Linked DNA regions of Homo sapiens: region 2 is linked to region 1. Evidence: read pairs that join two places in POLR2A ChIA-PET (ENCODE). Cell type or tissue: A673. All regions are shown on one strand. Each heading gives the region's core, and the rest is flanking DNA. Links, peaks and the distances in the headings are about the cores only.

What was found. ChIA-PET counts read pairs that join two places held together with the same protein. Peaks named below come from ENCODE experiments on the same cell type or tissue, not always from the same donor. Only the 100,000 strongest peaks of a DNase experiment are listed, where the experiment ranks them.
Region 2: POLR2A ChIA-PET joins it to region 1 with 14 read pairs; 6 of 35 experiments call an interaction of 5 or more read pairs at or near these places.

What each region holds. Positions count from the first base shown.
Region 1 is chr15:89,957,866-89,963,244 of GRCh38, reverse strand. No RefSeq gene overlaps it. Among named protein-coding and RNA genes, the nearest start is that of ZNF710, 41 kb to the left of the region's middle. In A673, for the core only: no CTCF peak of the experiment used is centred there; no DNase peak of the experiment used is centred there.
Region 2 is chr15:90,028,222-90,033,600 of GRCh38, reverse strand. All of the region lies in intron 1 of ZNF710 (zinc finger protein 710), which reads right to left. Among named protein-coding and RNA genes, the nearest start is that of MIR3174, 24 kb to the right of the region's middle. In A673, for the core only: no CTCF peak of the experiment used is centred there; a DNase peak (open chromatin) is centred at 2,140; H3K27ac peaks cover 1,567 bases.

The DNA of each region.
Region 1 (5,379 bases), core at 131-5,130:
CAGTGGCACGGGATCATAGCTCATTGCAGCCTTGACCTCCTGGGCTCAAGTGATCCTTCCATGTCAGCCTCCTGAGTAGCTGGGACTACAGGCACATGCCACCATGCCTGGCTAATTCTTGTATTTTTTGTAGAGACAGGGTTTTTCCATATTGCCCATGCTGGTCTCAAACTCTCCTGGGCTCAAGCAATCCTCCCGCCTTGGCCTTCCCAACATGCTGGGATTACAGGCATGAGCCACCGTGCCTGACTATTACTCTTAATATCTTAGCTGATTCTTTTAGATTATTTTAGTATCTCTCTTTTTTTTTTTTTTTTGAGATGGAGTTTCGCTCTTGTTGCCCAGGCTGGAGTGCAATGGCACAATCTCGGCTCACCGCAACCTCTGCCTCCCGAGTGCAAGCTATTCTCCTGCCTCATCCTTCCGAGTAGCTGGGATTACAGGCATGTGCCACCATGCCTGGCTAATTTTGTATTTTCAGTAGAGACGGGGTTTCTCCATGTTGGTCAGGCTGGTCTTGAACTCCCGACCTCAGATGACCTGTCCGCCTCAGCCTCCCAAAGTGCTGGGATTACAGGCACGAGCCACCACACCTGGCCTATTTTAGTATATCTTACCGTTCTGATTTGTATTGTTCCGAATTATTTTTCCTTACTAAATGGTTTCATTTTCTCGTTTATCCTTTCAAACCTTTCAAGCTTTCTGGTTTCCTTTCACGTATCCTTAATTATCTGTTTTTATTGTTATATTTTCCTTTAATTAAAAAAATTGGCCAGGTGCAGTGGCTCACGCCTATAATCTTTGGGAGGCTGAGGTGGAAGGATTACTCAAGCCCAGGAATTGGAAACCAGCCTGGGCAACATAGGTAGATCCCGTCTCCACAAAATATCAATTAATTGGACATGGTGGCATGCGCCTGTAGTCTCAGTTACTCAGGAGGCTGAGGCAGGAGGGTCACTTGAGCCCAGGAGGGTGAGGCTGCAGTGAACCACGATCTTGCCACTGCACCCTAGCCTGGATGACAGAGTGAGATCCTGTCTCAAAAAAAAAAAAAAAAAAGTTATTTTTTCTGACTAGAAAAGTGTAATCTATTTTTATTTCTAATGTTTGAAAAATACAGGAAAGGATAAAAAACAAAATTAAAATATGGGGATAACAACCACTGTTGTTTTATTCCATTGTCTTCGAATATTTTTTTCTTTTTCTCTCTTTTTTTTTTTTTTTTCTTGAGACGGAGTCTCTCTCTGTCGCCCGGGCTGGAATGTAGTGGCACGATCTCAGCTCACTGCAAGCTCCGCCTCCCGGGTTCATGCCATTCTCCTGCCTCAGCCTCCCCAGTTGCTGGGACTATAGGCGCCCGCCACCACGCCCGGCTAATTTTTTGTATTTTTAGTAGAGATGGGGTTTCACTGTGTTAGCCAGGATGGTCTCGACCTCCTGACCTCATGATCCACCTGCCTCAGCCTCCCAAAGAGCTGGGATTACAGGCGTGAGCCACTGTGCCCAGCCAACTATTTTTTCTACTCATAAACACAGACATCACTTTAACACCTTGTCTGCAATATATGTTGTAAATAGTTTTCTGTGATTTGATGTTTGTAGAAAAAAACGTTTTGTTTGTTTGTTTTTGAAATAGAGTCTTGCTCTGTCACCCAGGCTGGAGTGCAATGGTGCAATCTCTGCTCACATCAACCTCTGCCTCCCAGATTCAAGTGAATCTTGTGCCCCAGCCACCCATGTAGCTGGGACTACAAGTGTGTGCCACCACACCTGGCTAATTTTTGTATTTGTAGTAGAGACAGGGTTTCGCCATGTTGGCCAGGCTGGTCTCGAACTCCTGACCTCAAGTGATCTGCCCGCCTCAGCCTCCCAAAGTGCTGGGATTACAGGCGTAAGCCACTGCACCTGGCCGGAAAAAAACTTTATTTATTTATTTGTTTGTTTGTTTATTTATTTATTTTGAGACAGAATCTCACACTGTCTCCAGGGCTGGAGTGCAATGGCACTATCTCAGCTCACTGCAACCTCTGCCTCCCAGGCTCACGTGATTCTCCTGTCTCAGCCTCCCCAAGTAGCTGGTATTACAGGGATACACCACCACACCCAGCTAATTTTTGGTATTTTTAGTAGAGACTGAAAATACCATGTTTCACCATGTTGGCCTTGGCTGGTCTTGAACTTCTGACTTCGTGATCTCCCTCGGCCTCCCAAGGGGAGGATTACAGGCGTGAGCCACCGCACCTGGCCAAAAACTTTATTTTTAAAAATAAAGTTGCATGTGCTTTCTATGGAAACTTCACACAATACTGATGGGTGTACAGCAAGGAGGAAATACTTTTTTCCCTGGGAAAACCAGCCCCAAAGTAACTAACCACTATGAACTAGAGTCTATCTTCCAAATCCACAGATTCTGTATCCATGGCTTCAGCCAACGGTGGGTCAAAAGTATTCAGATAAGAGCACTTTTCAAGGCAAAAGCGGCGGATCGCTTGACACCAGGAGTTTGAGACCAACCTGGGCAGTGTAATGGGAACCCATCTTCACAAAAAATACAAAAAATTAGCCGGGCGTGGTATGTGTGCCTGTAGTCCCATCTACTTGGGAGGCTGAGGTGGGAGGATCACTTGAGTCTGGGAGGTTGAGGCTGCGGTGAACTGTGACTGTGCCACTGCACTCCAGCCTGGGTGATAGAATGAGACCCTGTCTCAAAAAAAAAAACCTATATAAACATATATATAGTTATATATATATATTATATATAACTGTAACAATACATATGTACTTCAGAAAAAAAGAAAAATAATATAATTTTTAAAATGTAAAAATACAGTAAAACAACTATTTACATAGCATTTACATTGTATGAGATATAAGTAATCTAGAGATGATTCAAAGTATACGGTAGGTTGTGCATAGGTTATATGCAAATAAGGGACTTGAATATCTGAGGATGAGGATTTTGGTATCCATGGAGGTCCTGAATCAATTCCCCGAGGATTCTGAGGGATGGCTGACTGTATGTAGCACACATCCTTCTAGACCAAAAATGCATTTTCATGTATGTTTTAAACACTAATTATATTAGACACATTGTTCTACCTTTTGCTTTTTCATGTAACAACACATGAGGAGCATCTTTCTGGTTTTTTGTTGTTGTTCTTGTTTTTTTCTTTTTCTTATTATATGATGAGCCTCTTTTCATGTTGGCCCTGTGTGGGGTGGAGGTGGGGTTTTGAAGGGACCACTGCTGTGTTGAGGCTTTTGCCCTGAGCCAGGCAACCTTGGAAGGCTGCCCTTGCCAATCTCCAGAAAGGTTCCCACAGGAGCCCATGTACGTGGATCAGCAGTCAGATGAGGATCAAAGCACAATTCATTTCATTATTAGCTGAGCAAATGCCTCACACCAGAGAGGCCTGGATTTGAGAACCAGCACAAAATGTGCCCCCTCCTGACACTTCCATCTCATTTTGGTTCCATTTGACTGCACTTAGTGCACAGGAGGCCGGGAGACTGGCGTGTTAGAAAGTGGTTTCTTCAGGCCGGATGCGGTGGCTCACGCCTGTAATCCCAGCACTTTGGGAGGCTGAGGCAGGCAGATGGAGTTTGAGACCAGTCTGGGCAACATGGAGAAATCCCTTCTCTACTAAAAATAGAAAAATTTGCCAGGTGTGGTGGTGGAGGGCCTATTGTCGCAGTTACTCAGGAGGCTGAGGCAGGAGGCTCACCTGAGTCTGGGGCGCAGCGGAGGTTGCAGTGAGCCTAGATTGCACCACACTACTGCATGCCAGCCTGCAGCCTGGGCCACAGAGCAAGACCTTGTCACACACACACACACACACACACACACACACACACAGGCAGTTTCTCCAGTTTCCTGGTTCTCGGTAGAAGTGCTAGGGCAGCCTGCCAGTCCATGGGGTGGAACTCTGCCTGGGAAGGGGTTTTCTGAGACTCTTTGATAACAACTAACTTACATAGTTATGTGCCAGGCACAGTTCTAAGTATGCTTTAGGACATACTCATAAGAGCTCTGGAAGGCAGATACTTTCATAATAGTGTTTTAGTATAATAGTATCTAACAGAGGAGAAAATGGAAACACAGAGTAGTTACATGACTTGTCAGAGCTGTGTTCTGTAGTCCCAGCTACTCAAGAGGCTGAGCTGGGAGGATCACTTGAGGCCAGGAGATTGAGGTTGTAGTGTGCTATGACTGCATCTATGCATAGCTACCGTGCTCCTTCCCGGACAACATAAAGGAGGTCCTGTCTCAAAAATTAAAAATTAAAAAAAGTTGAAAAGAAAAAAGATCACACAGCTAACTAGCAAACATGGAACCTGGATTTGAACCTAGGCAGTTTAAAATCTGTTCTTTGCGTTTTTGTTGTTATTGTGGTTGTTTGAGACAGGGTCTTGCTCTGTCGCCTAAGCTGAAGGGCAAAGGTGCAATCACAGCTCACTACAGCCTCGACCACGGGAGCTCAAGCGATCGTCCCACCTCAACCTCCCAAGCAGCTGGGACTACAGGAATGTGCCACCATGGCTGGTTAATTATTGTATTTTTTTGTAGAAATGGGGTCTTGCTATGTTGCCCAGGCTGGTCTTGAACTCCTGGCCTCAAGCTGTCCTCCCACCTTGGCCTCCCATAGTGCTGAGTTTACAGGTGTGAGCCACCACGCCGGGCTTGTAGTGTCTTTTACTATAAAGTGATGACTGGGTATTGCCTGTTGCAGTCGCGCTGCGACAATGAGTATATGCATTTTCATTTTTCTTCTGGGTCAGGAGGCCGTGGGCAGTCTGAGCTTGCAGGCCTGGCCATGTCTAACACGGCCTCCCCTCCGGACACCGGGATAGGATAGAAGCTGGATTGGAGCACCGAGCCTGGGCTAAGCCTGGGAATCTGGCCAGCCCCATGGTAAGGGAACTTGCAGCTGATCAGCAGTTCCCAGTGTGAAGGCAGGTGAGGCAAGGCCAGGCTTGCCCCAAGGCAGCCTGGGAGCTGCTGGAACAACAGGGCCAACAGGGCAAACAGGGCGAACAGGGCGGGGCAGCCTAGGGAGCATCGGGCATGAGGTATGTTCAACACAGTGACCCCATCCGCTGCCAAACAGGACCCAATTAACACTTAGCAACTCCTCCTCCAAGCTTAGAGCATGTGGGAGGAAGGGGCAGAGAGGCCCTCCGGACAGGTAGAAGAGTGTGCACCAGTAATGCGTTCCTTCAAATTACTGCACGTCGCTCAGTCGGAAGGGTTAACTTACTCATGAATATTTAAGTTCCCTTCCCTGCCCTTTAAAAAATATTAGCAAAGCTGCTGGGAATCAGCCCTCCTACCCTCGACAAAGCTCTCTCTATTTATCTTCTTTTATGTCCTTCAGTAAA
Region 2 (5,379 bases), core at 169-5,168, 70 kb before region 1:
ACTCCAGCCTGGGCAACAGAGTGAGAACCTGTCTCTAAAAAAACAGGAAAAAGGAACATATGGGACAAGGCAGAAGGCTCAACGTGGAGTAGCCGGCTAGCCTAGGAGCCAACCCCTTTCTGCCTGAACTGGCCTGTTGGGATCTCGAGGGTGAAGTGGGAGCGAGAAGACTTCTGCCTGTCCAACTCTTCTCCTGCTTTCCACTTCCTAAGCTTAAAAAGCACACCTCCCGCTGCAAACTTTCCCCACCTTTAACATCCCCAGTGCTTCTCAAACTCTGTGGTGAAAGGTCAGTTTGATTCATCTTAATCCTTAATCCCTCTCAGATCTAACATCAACAAGCAGTTTAGTCCTGAGTCCTGCCACGTGGGGTCAACAGTGCTCACCCTGGCCCACACGCTGTTCGAGATGAAGCCACCAATCGCCCATTTGGATGTCATCCTGCCAATGTCAAACTACAGAAGTTTCTAAACACCAATCCCATTTTCTATGTTTAGCTCCTCCTCTTGCTTGGTTAACATTGTGCAGAACAGCACTGGTGCATGGCCCATACTTTTGTGGGGCACTGGCCTAAGAATACACAAGAATGTTTATAAATTAAAGAATTTTAAATGCAGATATATATTTCCTCTTAAGTGAAAATTCTAGCCACAGAGCCTCAAATTTCAAACACACACTTTTTTTTTCTTTTTTTAGAAACAAGTTCTTGCTATGTTGTCCATGCTGGCCTTGAACTCCTGGACTCAAGGAATCCTCTTGCTTTAGCCTCCTGAGTAGCTAAGACTATACAGGCCAAACACACATTCTTTTTTTTTTTTTTTTTTTGAGATGGAATCTCACTCTTGCCCAGGCTGGAGTGCAGTAGCACAATCTCAGCTCACTGCAACCTCTGCCTCCTGGGTTCAAGCAATTCTCCTGCCTCAGCCTCCCAAGTACCTGGGATTACAGGTGCCCACCACCATGTCCAGCTAATTTTTGTATTTTTAGTGGAGATGGGGTTTTGCCATGTTGGCCAGGCTGGTCTCGAACTCCTGACCTCAAGTGATCCTCCTGCCTAGGCCTCCCAAAGTGCTGTGATTGCAGGCATGAGCCACCGTGCCCAGCCCCAAACACACATTCTTAATTGTTACTTTTTGGGGGCCATTTAATTTTCCAAGTTCATCCAATCTGCCTCTCCTCTCTCTTAAAAATAGAAAATAATACATTTAAATGTCCTGGAATTTACATTCAACCACATGTGATCTGCTGAGTTCCATGGAGCTGAGGTTGAAAGAGAACGTTCTGTTAATGAGAAATTCACAGTGGCTGGACACAGTGGCTCACGCCTATAATCCCAGCACTTTGGGAGACCGAGGCGGGAGGATCACCTGAGGTTGGGAGCTCGAGACCAGCCTGGCCAATATGGCAAAACTCTGTCTCTACTAAAAATACAAAAATTAGCTAGGCGTGGTGGCAGGCGCCTCTAATCCCAGCTACTTGGGAGGCTGAGGGCAAGAGAATTGCTTGAACCTGGGAGCCAGAGGTTGCAGTGAGCTGAGATCGCGCCACTGCACTCCAGCCTGGGCGACAGCGAGACTCCGTCTCAAAAAAACAGAAATTCACAGTCAATACTCAGTACACAATATAATGTTAGTAGCTGGATGGCTTCCTTCAGATGAAAATGGGCTTTAGTCGATACTAGCCCAAGTATCTGCAGGTTTAATTTCAGAATAAAAAGCCACTGTAACAGTTCATAGCTGGCCCAAGCTGGCCGTAACAACACTGGCACCTAGGAATACCTGAGGGTATTTTAAGGTGCAGGCACTTGGTTCCCACCCACCCAGATCCAGTGGATTTGGGGCTGGACCCAGGCAACTGCATTTTAACAAGCTCCCCAGCAGAGAGTGAGAGATGACGTGGCCACTGAAGATGCCCCTGCTGCATGAAAACAAGAGAGATGGGCTATGACCAGTGGCTCACAAGAATTGGTCTTGGGAATGCAAAACAAGCAAAAACAAAACCAACCGGGTTTCTCCCATGGGGCAAGTGCTGTGCAAAGACCTGGTGTTGAGAGACCAGAGTTACAGTTTTTTAGAACTTCCTGTGTGTCCTCACTTAACCTCTCTAGTCTTCCGATTTCCTCAAAGGAGACAGGACAAATGAGAGCGCTGCTTCTCAAATGTGCTGAGGAATCACCCGGGGATCTTGCTAAAATGCAGATTCTGCTTCAGCAGGTCTAGGGTGCTGTGAGAGATACTTCGTTTCCATTAATAATAAGCTCCCGGGTGATGCTGCATCCTGGATCCCCCCAGGGTACATTTCAATCCCGAGAGTCTATGATTAGTCACTATATTCACACAGCTTATGTGTTCTTTTTCATTCACTTCAATCAATGTGTTGGATTAAACTCACAACTATTATTCTCATTTATGAACAAAACCCATCACCACCAACTGTCGGGTCCACAACCTCTTGAGATGAGCCTAAGCCTCCAATTCAAATGTTTCTTTAAAGAAAGAAAAAGAAATGGCCATTTTGTATTTGTTGGTATCCATTTGTTACCAAACAATCCATTAAGCATTTTTTTTTTTTTCTTTTTTTTTGAGACGGAGTCTCGCTCTGTCGCCCAGGCTGGAGTGCAGTGGCGGGATCTCGGCTCACTGCAAGCTCCGCCTCCCGGGTTCACGCCATTCTCCTGCCTCAGCCTCCCAAGTAGCTGGGACTACAGGCGCGCGCCACCATGCCCGGCTAATTTTTTGTATTTTTTTAAGTAGAGACGGGGTTTCACCGTGTTAGCCAGGATGGTCTTGATCTCCTGACCTCATGATCTGCCTGCCTCGGCCTCCCAAAGAGCTGGGATTACAGGCGTGAGCCACCGCGCCCAGCCAATTTTTTTTTTTTTAATTTGAAATGACCCTCTCTGCAGCACAGATACAGCTCTTTCCTACTGGGCATATGTGACTGCCCTGTTGGGAAGGTGGCTTCATATTCCCACCCAGATGGGCCTGCTTGGTGCCCCCTCCCCCACTGGTTAACACACACTCTGTGCGCACATGTTCAGAGTGTTCGGCCAGGGCCTGGCACATGATAAGCATTCAACTCCTGCCAGCTGTTTCGTTCAGAGACAAGGAAATGAAAGCCCAGAAGGCTTACGATTTGCTGAAAGTCAAGTTCTTGGCAAAACCAAGACCGGCCTTGAAACCCATCCCTCCTTCCTCTGTGCCTCAGTTTCCTCATCTATAAAATGGAGCTGATAGCTAATTCTTTCTTTTTTTTTTTTTTTTTTTTTTTTGAGATGGAGTTTTGCTCTTGTTGCCCAGGCCGGAATGCAATGGCGTGATATTGGCTCACTGCAACCTCTGCCTCCCAGGTTCCAGTGATTTTCCTGCCTCAGCCTCCCAAATAGCTGGGATCACAGGCATGCACCACCACATCCGGCTAATTTTGTATTTTTAGTAGAGACGGGGTTTCACCATGTTGGCCAGGCTGGTCTCGAACTCCTGACCTCAGGCGATCCATCCGCCTCAGCCTCCCAAAGTGTTGGGATTACAGGTGTGAGCCACTGTGCCCGGCCGATAGCTAATGCTAATGGCTGTTGTGAAAATTAAATAAGGAATGTCTGTAAATGCACTTAGGCTGGCACTTAATAACTGCTCATATGATTGTGATTATCAAGCTTGATCTTTTTAATTACTAAAAAGTTTTTTGGCCAGGCACGGTGGGTCACGCCTGTAATCCCAGCACTTTGGGAGGCCGAGGTGGGCGGATCACCTAAGGTCAGGAGTTTGAGACCAGCCTGGCCAACATGGTGAAACCCCATCTCTACTAAAAATAGAAAAATTAGCCGGGCATGGTGGCATGTGCCTGTAATCCCAGCTACTCGGGAGGCTGAGGCAGGAGAATCACTGGAACCCGGAGGTGGAGGTTGTAGTGAGCCAAGATCAAACCACTGCACTCCAGCCTAGACGACAGAGTTGAGACTCTGTCTCAAAAACAAAACAGAACAAAAAATTTTTTTGTAGAGACTGGGTCTTGCTACCTTTCCCAGGCTGGTCTCAATCTCCTGGCCGCAAGCGATCCTCCCACCTTGGCTTCCCAAAGTGCTAGGATTACATGTGTGAGCCACCATGCTTGGTCTATTATCAAGTTTGAAAGTCCCAGAATGACATAAAATCCATTCCCGTTTGAGTTGGAGTTTGTTCATTCTCTGTGGTTTGTATCAGCACTAACTGCCCTGGTGATGTCAAATGGCCAGAAGGGCCCCTACACCTTGCTGGGACCTTTTAGGTTGGACCAGGAGAGCTCACCACCCTGTAAATATATCCCATGACACACACCTGGCTGGTGCTCTCCCAGAGAAACCTTCTCCAGCTGAGGGAAACCCTGTGCAAATATGTTCCTGGGTCAAAGTCCTCTGAGAGGTTTCCCAGTGGGCACTCATTCCACACCCACATTTATTATCTCTATAATTGCCAGGCATGGGAGTAGGCGTTGGGAAAAAGTAAGAGCAATAAACAGAGCACAGCCTTTCCCTGCCATGAGCTTACTAAACTGTAAATAACTTGCTTTTAAATTAACATTTTCCATTATAAAATTAATAAAACCACCCATTACAAAAGGTTTGAAAAAGACGGATGAGAAAAACATGAATACTCCTTCTCACCCTAATGCAACCACTTCTTGTGTATTTCTTCCCAGTCCTCTTCATGCATGTGTTTTTCACATGGTTTTGATCACAGTGTATACAATCTGGTGTCCTACTTGTTTTCCCTTATCTGGATGCCACAAGCAATTTTCCATCTTGCATGTCCGTAATCGATCACCCATGTTCATAGTCACACCGTTCACACACATCCCCATTTGCCTGCCAATTCTTGCACTGGAGGACATTGAGATTGCTTCCCGTCTGTCCACACTGCCCAACAAATCACCTCCATGCATTCACGCACAGAGAAGATAAAGGGAAGAGGCAAATGTCAGGTAATTTGATGGTGTCAGAAGGGACTTGGTGAATAATGACACTGTGTCAACTGGGGCAAGTTACTTAACCTCTCTGAACCTCAACTTCCTGTAATATGGGCAGAATTGTAAAAAGGATTTAAACAGGAGGCCATTGGTAAACTCCCAGCACAGGGCATGATCCACAATAAATGCATGTTTTCTTTTCTCTTACATATCAGCAGGTCATGTTGGTGACTCCTAAATACCTTCTCAGAGACTGGGACAATCTGCAGAGACACCCTTGGAGCACAGTGCAGCAGCTTCCCATACCCTGCATTCAGATTGCTAAGTTCTGGGTGACAGAGGATTTGTATGCGGAACTATTGAAGGGAGAAATGATGTGTGCTCTGTAACTTTCTTCAAAATGGTTCAGGAAAAAATATATATACCTGTGCAGAT